Regions from separate parts of the Homo sapiens genome. Here region 1 is linked to region 2. The links are chromatin contacts, found by Hi-C or POLR2A ChIA-PET in ENCODE. All regions are on one chromosome and are shown on one strand. Each heading gives the region's core, a stretch centred on a gene start or an enhancer-like site at or near the end of the contact. The rest is flanking DNA. Distances are from core to core; before and after follow the strand shown. Region 1 has its middle 39 kb from the start of XCL2. Region 2 overlaps LOC125312414 (a long non-coding RNA gene).

Region 1 (4,806 bases), core at 526-3,025, 38 kb after region 2:
TAGAACACATTTTTCCAGAAACCTGGGAAAAAGACCAGGCATATTCTTTATTATATAACAGTGGGAAAGAAATTATTACCCTCATTTTCAGATGGCACTGAGGAAGGCAAAGTGACTTGTTCAGTGTCACAAGGCTCAATAATAATGGAGCCAGAATACCAATCCTGGAGGTCTGACCCCAAGTCTCAGCCTCTATCACCGTGATAGATTCCCTACAGGGAGGCCAATTTCACATCATAATTGTCATTATATCTTTCAAACTTTTTTGAGTAGCTGGATCTGAGCTAAATGTTCCTTTGGGAACCATGATCACTGTTCCTGGTGGTTAGTAAGAGATCCTCCTCCTCTGGGCTGTGGCCCATTGATGCTGTGAGTGTGGGGTTGGCAGCCCTCTGATCAGGAGGTCCATTGTATGACAGGTACAAACAGTTCTGCAGACTTTGAAGGTGAGGCACAAGCCAGAGCTACCCTCTTTGTTGAACCATGAGGATAAGTGGATCAAAGGAGTCACAAATCCTCAATTTTAGTGTCCTTTTTTTCTGTAATTTCCACTTATGATAAGAGCATTTGTTATTGGCAAGCTATCTATCTATACGTTTACCATCTGTGTATCCAATCTATTCATCTAATCTATTTATGTGTCTGTCTGTCTATCTTTCATCTATTGACAAGCTTTCATCAGCCTTAAAGGCTGATTGTGGCTGTGGCCTGTTTCTTATAGTGGGGAAGGAAGTATAAGTAAGGTTGAAGGTCCCAGGCATGGCTAAAATACAAAATGATGATTTTTCTAATGTTGCTTCCTTCTCCCTTCTCCTCTCTTTCCTAATACCCCTCCCCCTCCAGTCTTTCCTACTCCCTTCTTCCTTTCCCAGCTTTCAGAATGCCTTTTTACTTCTCCTACATGGAAACATCATCTTGGTTGAACAATCATTCCTATGTGCCAGATATAATTCTATGAGCATTATGCCTATTAACACACACCATCCTCACTACTATTACCATCATTGTAAGTGTGAGAAAGCTGAAGCAAAGAGACGTTTAATGAACTTCCCAGAGTCTCCAGCTAGTTTGTAGCAGATCTGAGAGCTTCAAACCCTGGTAACCAGATGCCCGAGTCTGTACTCTTTACCACCTCACTAAACTGCCTTGATTAAATAAAAAGAATTTCAGCTTTGAAAGTTGGGTTAAGTTGCTGGCTTTTTTCCTTAAGACATATGTGACCTTAGTCATGTTGTAGAAGCTGCCCAAGCCTCAGTTCATTATCCTTTAAACAGGGTAAAGAAACCCTTCTTCAATATGATGCCACAAAGACAGAATGAGGAAATGTATTGAGTAATATACTCTCCACTCACTTCCGTTTTTCTCTTCTCCCTAGGACAGGGGCATGGAAGGACCTAGAGAAGGCGTTGATTCATGCTCTTCAAGACTCATGCTCAGCTTTGGGAGTGCAGTTGGGTTGCCTTTGCAGGAATGACCTTTTGAGACGTCACCCAGCTGCAAGCTGGCTCTGGCTCCTTATTGCCCCACCACAGCTATTGCCCAACTCACTGTAGGGAAAGAGTGGCTTGGTTTTTTTTCTTCAAAACTAAGACTTTCAGGAAAGTGAGCTGCAGTATCTGGAAAATCCAGATATGTTAAGTCACAGTATAAAAGTCTCTTTTACTCTTTCAGGACCATTTTTCCTTCTCTTCTGTGACACCTTCAGCCTTTGCAGAGAGATTGTGGGCAGGAGACCTGTGACATGGGTGTTTGCCTCTAGGAAGCACAGCAGAGACCAAAGCAGGGCACAGTCATTTCCACCCTGGCTTAGACTGTACTGCTCAGCACCGTGACTGGAGGTTACAAGGCCTTTGGCTGTAAGTTTACCTCTACAGGTTTTACTACTTAAGGAACTCCTGCCAATGGACTTTTCTTAAGCCTCAAGGTCAAGTTCAAGTTCCATGCTGGCTCTGTAGAGTTTTCTTGTCCTTTGCAACACAAATAATGGCCAGTCTCTTTAATTGATTCCCCTTAGTTCTGCTTGATTTTCAGTTTTTCACCTTACTCTCTCTAAGTATTAACAGTGACCTTCATGGGAACTGTGGTTGTTACCTTATTTCTTTCTTTGTTGAGTGCCTAGATCCTTGCCTGGAACTTGGCTGATGTCTAATAAATGACTGTTGAATTGAATGTTGACTGCCTGCCTTCCTTTCTGCCTTTTTATATATTACTATGGTTCCAGAACTTTCTACCATCTATCTCACAGATTCCTCATTAGACCCTTACATTGAGATTGTTCATTTCATTGGTCCTGAGGGATTCCCTTGACCTTTCCCCACTCTGTAAATACCAAGTTAGTCTAGCAGAGTGAAACAAAAAGTGAAGTTGGGACTAGACAGACTGGGCTTGGAATACTCATTTTTCAATTTACTTACTGCTCTGACCATGGGCAAGTGGTTCACCATCTCTGAGTCTTGCAAAATGGGGCGATAATGTCCAGAGCTGCTGCTGATAGCCCAAATAGCATCTTTGTGTGAATTAGAAAAGGGAATCTCCAGTGGCCTGTGGACCCTTCATGTGGCAAGCCGGGTGTGAGTTGGATTTTTAGCCTTTACTTGCTCCCTTGGCTGGTACATTCTGTAAAAATCATTCAAGGCAGCTCTTAAAGGACCTCTCTCCCAAGGCTGGCATGAAGGCTAAATGACACTGAGCAAGGGAAGAGCCTGGCAGAAAGCAGGGAATGAAAATGTTTTATTTTTTTGGTGCCCAAAATGAAAATAACACCATGTTACTTACAGTGTACATCCACTTTCCCTCCCATTAACTCCCACCTCTGCCAACCCAAAGTCCTCTATCTGTCCTGTACCATGGGAAAATCCTAGGCAATACTGAATTATCAGTGAAGTTAGCTACTGGAGTCTCACATCTCTTCTAAGGGTATTGTGTCCCCACCCCTACTCCAGCTTCATGAGCCCATTGCCTTCACTCTCTCTCTTTCCTCTTCTCCCTGCTCCAAACAAATTTTGTTTCTGGAAAGAAGCTGATCTCCGCAGTTTGAGCCTTTTCATCTTTCTAATTGTGTACTTACAGACTTTCTCTGCTTTTGGAGATAGCTCTGGCATTACTAAATACATGTGGGTCACAAAGTAATTACTTCTTCTGAGACATAAGGCAGATCTAAAAATGGACCCCTACAAGAGCTAGCATCTTATTGACTGAAACAGATCTCCCTAGATGCCCCAGTAGATACATGACATTTTGATAATTATATCTTTATCAGACACTAAAGTAAACTAATGCACTTTAAACCAAGCAATGTACACACCAACATTTCCTCTATATCTCTGACCCCATCCCATCATCAAGTCTTACAAAGGTCTGGTTGGTGTTTCTCCCCCTTTTTCTTTCTGATCTCTCCTGTGTACTGTAAGAGAGCAGTTAGGATTGCTCACATCTTTGTCCTTAAAGCTCCCAGTGGCAGAATATAGGAGGGAGAGTGGGAGGGGAGAAGATGCTAACTTCATCCTGCTCCTTGGTGTGCCCTGAATCCCAAACAGAAGTAGCCCTGAAGCACACTGGGACAGAGGTTTCAAGACTCTACAGTCTCCTAAACCTCACCCGAGTCTTGAGCTGGATGCTTGACAGGATTGCAGAACTCCTTTGCACAGTGACTCCGACCCAGTTTAGAGGGCTGAAATTTTAGATGTTGAACGTCCCAGGAAACCAAGCAAATCATGAATAAAGAAAAGGCTCACAAGCCATCGTTTTACATCTTGGTTAAGTTTTTGCTATGGTTTTTGTTGGTCTATTGTCAGTATAGCAGAGTGACTAAGTAATGGGTCATGAAGTGGATGATCTGGGTTTGAATCATCGCTTACACTTGTGTAGCTGTGCGAATGTGGACAAATAATATTTTGTGTCTCAAATTTCTTTTCAGCACAATGTGGATGATAATGGTACCTATGTAATTAGATTATTAGGAAGGGTAAATGAAATAGTGCTGATAAAGTGCCCAGTACAATACCTGGCACATTGGAAAAGTGCTCATAATCGCTAGCTGGTTATTCCTACCAGAGATAATAGTGACAACCAAAAGCATTCTCTTCTTTCCTGAGGAAGATTCATTTGAAATACATTTTTTGTTGTTGTTAAATATGCTAATTGGGATTTTGGAGAGCTTTCCCTAGCAAAGCAGGGAATGCTGCAGTGTGATGTTATGGAATGACCATCATTAGACTTGAATAGAAAGACCCAGCAAGGTATTAGTTCTGTTTCTGTCTTTATTAGACTATAATCTTGAACTCTTCACCCAAGAGGGCTTCACCTCAGTTTCCTAATCTGCAGAACAAAAGGATTGCATGAGATTAACTCTATGATCCTTTCCAGCTGCAAAGCCCTGTGATTCTTTGTTTATACTGAATATCTCTGGCTCAGGGAAGAGGCTGAGTCCGGACTCAGGTCCAAATGAAGGCTTGGCATATTGGTCAGTAGTTGGAAGGCCTGAGTTGTTGCCATTCTTGCCTTTGATCACTCACATTTGTTTCAGCAAACCGAACAGGTGAAGTCAGGGCTCTATCAGCTTGGACTTCCACATTCTTGCCTGAGCAGGTGGCCTTACAGCAACAGGCTTCCCAGGCAGACAGTTAAATGTTGGCAACTTATTCCACACAGAGACGCCAGAGGCCTGGGTGGTTCTTATTACTGCTGCCTAGTCTCTCTTGTTTCCTAGTTCTTGGGGAGGCCAAAATATTAAAAAGTGAATTCAGACATCTAATTAGACTCCAAAGCTGTGCTCTTGGGCAATCTGCTCTGCTGCATTAGTAATAC
Region 2 (5,072 bases), core at 1,373-3,872:
AGAGTTATTTCCTTCTCCTGTATTACTTTATTCCATCTTGACTTTCTCCCACTGTAGCAATGATCACACTGTAGTATATTAATTATCTTTTGGTTGCCTTTCCCGCTCAGTAGACCATAGTCTTGTTGGGTGGAGGGACTGTGCCTTTTTCTTGTTGCATGCATGTACTGGACACTCTAGTGATATTTGCTAAATGTTAAATGAGTGAGCAAATCCTGCCATGTGTAACCTGGCACTCATTTACCTTATTCCCCATCTCCTGAAACCTGGTTTTCCCATTTCACTAGCACAATCTTCTCTGGTGTCCAGTGTGAGAGTTGGCATAGAGTTCAGCTAGCACCTGCAGAGCCTTCCTGAGACTCCATTCTCAGAACAATCACAAAATGTGGTCATAATGAGCCAATGTCTTTTCTTTTTTTAATAGTTTAAACTTTAATTTTACATTCAGGGGTCCCATGTGCAGATTTGTTATATGGGGATTGTATTAGTCCGTTCTCATGCTGCTAATAAAGACATACCTGAGACTGGGTAATTTATAATTGAAAGAGGCTTAATTGACTCACAGTTCAGCATGGTTGAGGAGACCTCAGGAAACTTACAATCATGGCGGAAGGGGAAGCAAACACATTCTTCTTCACATGGCGGCAGCAAGGAGAAGTGCTGAGAAAAAGGGGGAAAAGCCCCTTATAAAACCATCAGATCTCATAAGAATTCACTCACTATCACGAGAACAGCATGGAGGTAACTGCCCCCATGATTCAATTACCTCCCACCAGGTCCCTCTCATGACATGTGGAGATTATAGGAAATACAATTCAAGATGAGATTTGGGTGGGTATATGTATATAGATATACCATATCAGGTATAGTGTGTGATGCGGAGGTTTGAGGTATGGTTAATCCTGTCACTCAGACAAGTGAGACAGAACCCAGTGGTTAGTTTTTCAAACCTTATTCCCCATTTCCTCCTCTCTCTAGTACTCTCCAGTGTCTATTGTGGCCATCTTTATGTCCAATGTTTAGCTCCCACATATAAGTGAGAACATGTAGTATTTGGTTTTCTGTTCCTGAGTTAATTTGCTTAAGATAATGGCTTCCAGCCACATCCAAGTTGCTGCAAAAGACATGGTGCATTTAGTGCTGCAATGAACATGCAAGTACATGTGTCCTATTTATTTTCTTTTGGATGTATACCCAGTAATGGAATTGCTGGGTTGAATGGTTAAGTTCTTTGAGAAATCTCCAAACTGCTTTCTACAATGGCTGAACTAATTTACGTTCCCACCAACAGTATATAAGCATCGCCTTCTCTCCACAGCCTTGACAGCATCTATTGTTTTTGACTTTTCATGTAATGACCCATAGGCTCAAAGTAAAGGGTCAGAGAAAGACCTATCATGCAAATGAAAAACAAAAAAGAGCAGGGGTTGCTATTCTTATGTCAGATAAAACAGGCTTTAAACGAATAACAGTAAAAAAGGACAAAAAAGGGCATTACATAATGATAAAGTTTCCAATTCAACAGGAAGACTTAGCTATCCTAAATATATATGCATCCAATATTGGAGCACCCAAACTCATAAAATAACTACTTCTAGACCTATGAAAGGACTTAGACAGCTACACAATAATAGTGGGGGACTTCAACACCCCACTGATAGTGTTAGAAAGATCACTGAGCAGAAAACTAACAAAGAAATTCTGGACTTAAACTTGACACTTGACCAATTGGACCTAATAGACACCTATAGAATACTTCATCCAGCACCCACAGAATACGCATTCTTCTCATCTGCACACAGACACAGAACATACTCCAAGATCAACCACATGCTTGGCCATAAAACACGCCTCAATAAATTAAAAAAAAATCAAAGTTATACTGACCATAATCTCAGACCACAGTGGAATAAAAACAAAAATCAATACCAAAAAGATCTCTTGAACAACACAATTCATGAAAATTAAATACCTTGCTCCTAAATGACTTTTGGGTAAACAACAAAATTAATGCAGAAATAAAAAAAATTCTTTGCAATAAGTGAAAACAGAGACACATCATACCAAAATCTCTGGGATGCAGCAAAAGCAGTGTTAAGAAGAAAGTTTATAGTGCTAAATGCGTACTTCAAAAAGTTAGAAAGATCTCAAATTAAACATCTAACATCACACCGAGAGGAACTAGGAAAACAAGGCCAGTGCCTTTACCTTGTAGCCCCAAAGAAGTCTGACCTCAAGAATTGGAATGTAGGATTTTTGAGGGAAACGGTGAGCCTGAAAGCAGTTAGGAAGTAACCTAATTCTCTAGCCACTCACAGAGGGTGCAAAATCTCAGACCAGCAAACAAGGCAGGGCAGAAAGGCACACACTATATATCAACAGGCCATGGATGGTCGTCACCATTCAGACTCTCCAATATTCCTTGTTAACAAGCTGAAATCAGATGATCCTCATTTTCACTTGAGCCCAGGGTTATAATTTCTTGGAAAGTGCAAAGGGAGGCAAACTATAATGGGAAGGAAGAGCAAGTCAACATGAATCTGAGGAAGGGGAATGCTTTTCATTCTGGTTTTTGAACAGGTGGTGGTCAGAGCTGGCAGAAAGCCCAGGATATGTCAGCAGTCCCGGAAAAGAGATGTTCTTGTTGTAAATCTCATGTTGATTCTTGCCCCTCCCTCTCCACCTCCCACTCTTACACATGCTCACGCTTCTTAGTAAGTACACTGGAGCTACCTCCCCCATGCCCCACAGCACATTGTACCTCTGCTAGCACAGGGATCACGTTCTGACTTACAGTGGTTGTGGGTGTCTCTGTCTCTTTCTCTCAAAACAAACATATTGGAGTTTCTCACTCATCGACATTTCTGCACCAGTGCCTGCAGACAGTTTTCCTCACTGTGAGGACTCTAAATACTTTCATTTACTGGAATTAGATTTACCCTTTTGGCTAAGGTGTCATATGGACAGGGGAATTACCAAGTCCAAGAGTAGTTTTGGCTTCCTGATGGGAAAGAGTTGTTGTATAACAGGAATCCTACCTAGGCCTCCTATTGCTCATTCCCAAGACAATTTCTTAGGCCCATCTTTGTCTTCCCAAATTGCCCTTATTTTTTGCCACTGCCAAGGCCCTATGGTCTCAGCTGGCTTCTCTCTCCTTTTAGGCCATTCTCCTTGCTTTGTCCCTTGGTACGCTTTAAACTTAACAGTTCCCTAAGACTGGTTCCAGAGCAAGGTCCTGCTTCCCTGCTATGTCTCATAGAGAAGTGAAACCTCTCTTGCTGCTTTTCACAGGGGAGAGAGACTGGGTCAAAAACAAAACAGAGAATCATACAAAGCTGTTCTTTAATTCCTGACTCCCTCATAAGACAGACTAGAAACTCTGGTGAAGTCTGTGATTTGCTCTTATCCATGAGGATGAGACTCTCTCAACTCCCTTCTTAAATACAGGCTGGAGGATAAAACTGAGGTCCTGCAGTTTGCATAATAGCTGACATCTATTGAGAATCTACTGACTACTAGGAACTATATAAGTTGTGTACATACTATTTTGTTTACTTTTTCAATTAACCACATGAGATAAATACTATTGTAGTTGCATTTTGTCAATACAGTAACTGAGCCTTAAAGAGATTAAGTTACATGTTCAAAATCCCCTAGCCATGAACTGATGGACTAGGGTTTATATCTTATTCGAAAAACAATAGTATTAACTAATGGTTACTCAAAAAGGATGTCTTTTAAATTCCAGTGAGAAGTTTGCATCTTTGAGAATGTTAGGATGGATAAACATCCATGTCACTGCTTCTCAATAAAAAGAACAATTATAGTATATTTTCTTATTGCTAGTCTAACCGGAAATAGTCTGGTTTATTACTTATAAACTAGTTCTTGGAACTAAGACCGTAAACCTTGACTTGGTGCAGGAAATGGTGTGGTTTTACATGCTCAGGAAACAATGACCAGAGTAAAATATTTGACAAATTTTATGCTCTGATTGAGAATTGGAGGCCTGGGGGAATACCTGAATGACTTGCATGCTGCTAAATATTTTTCCACAATATTTTTTTAATGGTTGCACGGTATTCCATTGTATGGTTGCAATATAATTTAGTTGCATGACATCTGGGCAATAGGGGAGTTTCTAAGAGCAGGAGGAATTTTAGAAAAGAGAAACTGAGTATTAGGTGTTCAGTAGCCAGCTTTTCCAGCTTTAGGAATTTTCTTGGGACTAGCTCTGTCCAAGGGGTAAACTATACATGCTGTATACTTTTCCAGGCAGGAAGGGGAAAGACCCATGCTTCTTAGTCTAGCTGCCTCCCAGAAACCTTTGCAAAGGTCATCCAACTCAATCTTGTAGTCTTGGAGAAGGCCAATTCAGATTCCAGTTCTCTTAAACCAGCTACAGAAAACATAACTTTTGTAACTCAGTAGGGTCAGGCTTATTTGTAACTTAGATTGGCTGAAGCCTTTATTAAGTGAAAAAAGATGGAAGCATAACAACATTCCTAACTGAATGCCATTCATGGAAAGAATGTCTGGAATGGAATCCTCTGTCTTGGCTAAATTTGAAAGAATAGCATATCCTGAAAAGAAGCATGAAGGAGATTATCTGATCTTACCTACTGGCTAAGGATCAAAATGTTAAGAAAAGCACACGAGATCATCTTTCTGAAGCAGGAAGAGTCTACGAATCAGACATACTGAATTAAGTCATGAACCAGAGTCATGTCCTAGAATTGTGTCCATGAACCTGGCCAAGACATTTCCTATTCCATTTCAGGTCCAAGATTCTCATAGTGCAGAGCTACCTTTCGAAACATTTAATCACAGATCTTCTTTCAGACTGGACAGTGATCATGGCATCTTTCAGGCAGAAAGAGGAGGGTTAACTTGGCTGGGAGAGGAGATAAGGAAATGTCTAACCAGTCTTCTCACCACCAAAAAACAAAACAAAACAATTCAAAACGAAACAAAACAAAAAAACTATTAGCACCTGGCACAGCACCTGTCATATAGTAATAGAAGCTTAATACATATTTTGTGAATAAATATAAAAATTAGAGGTTGAAGTA

Evidence for each region. A loop is a pair of places that touch in the nucleus more often than their neighbours do. ChIA-PET counts read pairs that join two places held with the same protein, here RNA polymerase II (POLR2A). Pooled maps may share reads with other maps.
Region 1: a map of GM12878 shows a loop between it and region 2 (4-fold over the local background). The contact joins two enhancer-like sites. A Hi-C loop is called at or near these places in 8 of 168 maps with a recorded cell type or tissue (CD14-positive monocyte, CD4-positive, alpha-beta memory T cell, GM12878 and 5 more), 24 of 37 single-sample maps with no recorded cell type and 16 of 50 pooled maps. POLR2A ChIA-PET finds 5 or more read pairs at or near these places in 7 of 52 experiments (CD4-positive, alpha-beta memory T cell, GM12878, activated CD8-positive, alpha-beta T cell and 3 more).

The regions. Positions count from the first base shown.
Region 1 is chr1:168,502,841-168,507,646 of GRCh38, forward strand. No RefSeq gene overlaps it. Among named protein-coding and RNA genes, the nearest start is that of XCL2, 39 kb to the right of the region's middle. Within about 2 kb of position 1,776, at least 3 of the 41 ENCODE cell types and tissues checked have a DNase peak (open chromatin) inside an H3K27ac peak, as active enhancers do; they include CD14-positive monocyte and natural killer cell, where a contact is called at or near this core.
Region 2 is chr1:168,463,714-168,468,785 of GRCh38, forward strand. It overlaps LOC125312414 (a long non-coding RNA gene), which reads right to left. Exons shown (of 8, transcript NR_176090.1): 4 at 564-660. LOC101928565 (a long non-coding RNA gene) reads right to left here. Exons shown (of 5, transcript NR_176057.1): 5 at 401-660. Among named protein-coding and RNA genes, the nearest start is that of XCL2, 78 kb to the right of the region's middle. Within about 2 kb of position 2,623, at least 8 of the 41 ENCODE cell types and tissues checked have a DNase peak (open chromatin) inside an H3K27ac peak, as active enhancers do; they include CD14-positive monocyte and natural killer cell, where a contact is called at or near this core.